Regions from separate parts of the Mus musculus genome. Here region 1 is linked to region 2. A link is a loop called in an ENCODE intact Hi-C map of the cell type or tissue named here. Cell type or tissue: gastrocnemius. All regions are shown on one strand.

Region 1 (2,500 bases), 360 kb after region 2:
GGGACTGTGAAATCCACTTCCTGAGCCAGCCTTTCTACTTCTCATTTTCTCTGGGTCCTTTTGTCTTCTGTGTCTCCCATAGAGACCGTCTGTCTATCTATCTATCGATCTATCTATCTATCTATCTATCTATCTATCTATCTATCTATCGTGTGTGTGTGTGTGTGTGTGTGTGTGTGTGTATGTGTGTGCTCACACACACTTATGTGAGTAATCGAGCAATGCATGGGTGTGTGCTGTACCTGTATGTGGTGTGTGCACATGGAGGCCAGAGGTTGCTGTCAGGTGTGTCTTTATTTTTCACTTTCCACCTTATTTTTTTTTAAAAGATTTACTTATTTTTATTTTATGTATATGAGTGTTTTGCCTGTATGTATGTATGTGTGTGTGTATATATATATATATATATATATATGTGTGTGTGTGTGTGTGTATACACATATGTGTGTGTATGTGTGTATATGTGTTATGTGTATGTATGTGTGTGTGTATATGTATGTATATGTGTGTGTGTATGTATGTATGTATGTGTGTATGTATGTATGATATGCATGCCTGGTACCCTCAAAGGGCTCTGAAGACGGTAATGGAACCCCTGAAGCTGGAGTTACAAACCATTGTGAACTTCCATGTGGGTGACAGGAACCAAGTCTGGATCATCTTTAAGAGCAGTAACTGGGAGTTTACCCGTCGAGCCTTGGCTTCAGCCCCTCCGCCTTAGTTTTTGAGACTGGGTCTCACTAAATCCAGACTGTGCCACTTTGGCAACACTGGCTGCCCAGAGAGCACCAGGGGGTCGGCTTGTCTCAGCACTGAATTATACAAGTGTGTTCCATGCCTAGCCTTTCACTTGGCTGTTGTGTATTTGTTTACGTGGCACACTTTATTGATTTAAACCATATCCCCAGCCACTGCATTTTTCTACCTTTAATTTGTGAGGGATTATGTTGGGAAAGATGATACAGTGGCAAACAATGCTTATACCTGAGATAGATGACACCCCCCACGCCCCCAGCCCCTGTAAGGTCTGAGGATCATTCTCTAAAGCCTAGCAAGGTCTGTGATGCGGCTTTGTTGGAAGAGGGTAGCATTTTCCTTGCTAGGTGTGATTTTGTGGCGCCACCTGCTGGCAATGGACAGATATAATCACACTGAGTTTTGCATGACTGTTCACACAGAGAAACCAAATATTGGGGCTGAAGTGATGGCTCAGTGGTTAAGAGCACTGGCTGTTCTTCCAAAGGACTCAGAACCCACACAGCAGCTCATTAGATGTCTGTAACTCCAGTTCCTGGAGGGATCAAGACTCTCATCTAACTTCATGGACACTAAACCTATATGGGGAGTGTATATATGTATATATTCTGTGTGTATGTGTTGCCTGTATGAATATATATATTCATGCAACACACATACACACAGAATATAGATAAATAAATCTTAAAAATAAATCAATTATTAAAGCATATATATGTGTGTGTATATATATATACATACATATATATGTATGTATATATACATACATATATATGTATATATATATACATACACATATATATATGGCTTGGAAATTCCACTGTGGCAGAGCACTAGCTTAGCTTGCCTGAGCTCAGCATTTTTGGCTTTAGCCACTGGCTGGCACACCAAAGAAGCAAGCAAGCAAATAGTAACGTGCAGAATGGGACTCAGTGAGACACACACGTGCCAGACTTCTTTGCTGACCAAATTGCATCCTCGGCTCTTGGGGGAGTCCTTTATTTTTATTTCTAAAATAAGTTTTTAAAGGTTTTTTTATTTTATTTTATGCGTTTGTCTGCATGTATGTCTACACTCCAGGTACTTACTCAGTGCCCAAGGAGGTAAGGCTTTTCGATCCATTAGAACTGGAATTACGGATGGTTGGGAATGACCGCATGGATGCTGGGGCTTAAACCTAGTTCCTCTGCAAGAGCAACTTGTGCTCTTGACAACGGATCCTTCTTTCCAGCCTCTAGGGAATCTTTTAAAACTCAAATCTAATCAAGTGTCTTTTCTATGCTTAAATACCTTCAGTGGCCTTTAACCTCTGTTTAACTCTAATCCAAATGCCTTAGTAAAAACCCAAGTCCCATAAAGATCTGCAGGCTCAAGACCTCGGGTCAGACTCAATGTTGGCTATGCATTGAAGTCTTCTAGAAATATTTTTTAAACAGCCATCAATGGTTCATCCCTGCTTCCTTTTCTTGTGTGAGCGTCTGTAGTGTGCACTAAGCGGGTGTTCTGTCAGGGAGCCTCATCCCCAGTGCCTGCTCATTTGGAGACAGTCTCCCTATGCAGCCCAGGTTAGACTCAAGTTCGAAGTCCGTCTGCCCCAGTCTCCTAATTGTTAGGATTAAAAGTGTGTGTCACTTAAAAAAAAAAATTAAATGCATTTTATTTTTAGACAACCTACATGACATTTTTCTTAAGAAAAGAAAAACAAAACCCTCAAAACAAACAACTCCCCACCAAAACAGTGCCT
Region 2 (2,500 bases):
TCTGCCGTGCTGCTGTGGTTAGAGTGTCTCTAGCAAGTTCCAGCCACATCTGCCACAAGCCTTTGTTCCACCTCTCTGAAATGGGTTGACACATAGAGAATGAAAAACAAAAAGCAAACAAACAAACAAACAAACAAACCTACCTTCTCTCAAGCTCAAATCCTTCCTGATGCTTTTTAAATGTTAATTCGTACTAAGGATTTAGATAAGACACCTCCAGATACTGTCCTGAACCCAGAAGAGAACCCGGGTGTAATAATTCCCCTGTAGGCGTCCTCTCAGAACACAGTGGCATAGGATTGTTTGTAAGAATGTTCTCTAAGCCAGGTTATACCGAGACAAAGCTATCATTTCTGCATGTCTCTGTATACTTTAAGAAAATGATTCGGGTGTTGCTGTTGGGTTGATGATATCACAATCAACTAAGAGTGTTACGTTAGAAACAAAGAAAATGATTTAAACCTATCTAGCCGATAAATATGAAAATATAACTTATGAAGCCTACGCTGCATTGTCACCAAATAATCTGTTTTCTAAGTTCAAATTTAATTTAAAAAGAGATATTTCTCTAAATGCTTCCAACAGCAGACTGCAAAGGGTTTTTTTTTTTTTTTTTGCATAGAGAACACAGGAAATAAATATAGTAATGTTCAAATCACCAACACAATGGCTGTTCTGTTGCTTGTTGCTTTTAGAATATTTTTAACAACTTGCTGGTGAATTGGCTCTTGCTGGTGTGAAGCCAGGCTGGTAGCTGGTTCTCACCTGCTTTTATTTATTTATTTATTTATTTATTTATTTATTCCTCTGGTCACTGTGTCCTATCCATTACTAAGACCTGCTAGATACTGGGCTGGGTTTCTCATAACTGGCTTTCATTTTTACTGACACGAGGTTAGGGCTTCTATTCCTGGCTTGCTGAAAGAGCCTTTTCCTTAGAATAACCCACGGGGCAGAGCGTCTTCCTAAACTAAGGCTTTCATCTAGCCACTTCTGTTATTAAAGCTTCAGGGATCCCATTGCAGATAGCCCGGCATGGACACAGGTCTTAGAACTCCCGTTGTTCCAGCCAGACAAATGCATTAGCTTTCTTTACAGTCGCTAATCTTTCACATCTGGCATTTGCTCCCCCGGAGTCCCTGGCTCCTTCTGCCAGCACCTCCTTCCATTCCGTATTGAATTCACTTCCTTCAGGATGTTTTCCTTGCTTAGTAGCTACTTAGCAGATAAATAACTCTTGTTTTTGAGCTTTTAATCACATTAAGTGCTTAAAAAAAAATGATCCAAGTCTAGGGATAAACAGCTTATGGAGATTTTCATTCTCTAAGAACCACCCAGGGTGACTTTGTCAGAAAGAGAACTCAAATTTGCAGGCGGCTGTTTTCACTAACATCTATCCGAGAAGCAGAGCAAATGACTCCTTATGGTGACCTCTAGCGGGCACGGGGCAGTCCTACAAAATTAGGAAAGTGGAGGGGGAAAGCAAAACCCTTCCCCAGGTACTCCATGGTCACAGGAGCCCATCTCACCCCTCCACCCTCCCTATTCATTTTTATTTCCAGGGTTTGTTTTGCATCTAACGCCGTCTCCCTTATATATAACTCACCTGTTTCTTGCCTTTGACGGGCTGGGTTGCCGGTGTCGGATGTGTAAACTGCTGTTTAAAATAATGCCTGCCAAGTCGAACCCCACTCCACCAAGCCTTAACCCTGCCTCTGCATTTGAAGGCCGGTGCCGCAGTCGCACGGGGGTGCTACGGGGAGGGAAGGAGTGGACATCGAGATAGCATGAAAAGGAGAATGCAAGATCGAGGCAATAAGACATTCTGGTCTTGCCAGTGAAAGAAAATTCTCTCCAGACTGCTACCCGACTCCACCGGAGGCATCGTGAGAGCGGTGTAGGCGCCTTCTTAGGACCCCAAGGCTGGGAAAGATGGGGGACTAGGGCGAGTCCGTTGGCCCATGGCATCCCTCAGGGAGCAGGGGGTGGGGAGAGCTTGGTGCGCGGCCGCCTTCGGAGCGCACGGCACGTGGGGTGCCCCACGCGCGGAGAGGAAGCGCAAAGTCTGCAGGCAAAGCCGCGACTGGGTTGCCTGCTTTGAGAAATCCTTTGGGGCGGCCTTAGAAGCCGACCAGGGTTTCCAACAGTCTCTGGCAAAGGCTCATCCAGACGCCGTCTGCTCCCTACTTCAAACCTCGCACCTTGGTCCTCACCTCAGCACCCCTCCTTCCCTCCTGTCTCCTCCCTTCGGGGGACTCTTTAAAGGAGCCTGGGGGAGGTGTGTCCATCATCCGGATGGCCCCGGGGCTCCCCGCAGCTCGCATCACGCCCTGCGCACCCCTCCCGGCCACTGCGGGCGGGGGCGCACGGCGTCACGAGGCGGGGAGCCCGAGGTCCGGGGCGGGGCGCCGGGGAATCCCAGCCGGAGCGAGCCGGGAGGTGCGGGCGCGGGCGGGCAAGGAGGTGCGCGCGGAGGGAGCGGAGCGCGCGGAGCCGGCGG

The links. Peaks named below come from ENCODE experiments on the same cell type or tissue, not always from the same donor. Only the 100,000 strongest peaks of a DNase experiment are listed, where the experiment ranks them.
Region 1: it touches region 2 in a loop (5-fold over the local background); 23 of 42 quality-filtered maps call a loop at or near these places.

Annotation. Positions count from the first base shown.
Region 1 is chr17:83,270,311-83,272,810 of GRCm38, reverse strand. No RefSeq gene overlaps it. Among named protein-coding and RNA genes, the nearest start is that of Gm24240, 1.6 kb to the right of the region's middle. In gastrocnemius, a CTCF peak has its summit at 1,131 (motif pointing left); DNase peaks (open chromatin) are centred at 788 and 1,114.
Region 2 is chr17:83,631,974-83,634,473 of GRCm38, reverse strand. It overlaps a transcript of Kcng3 not described here. Among named protein-coding and RNA genes, the nearest start is that of Kcng3, 1.3 kb to the right of the region's middle. In gastrocnemius, a CTCF peak has its summit at 1,433 (motif pointing left); DNase peaks (open chromatin) are centred at 1,447, 1,700 and 1,932; H3K4me3 peaks cover 1,662 bases.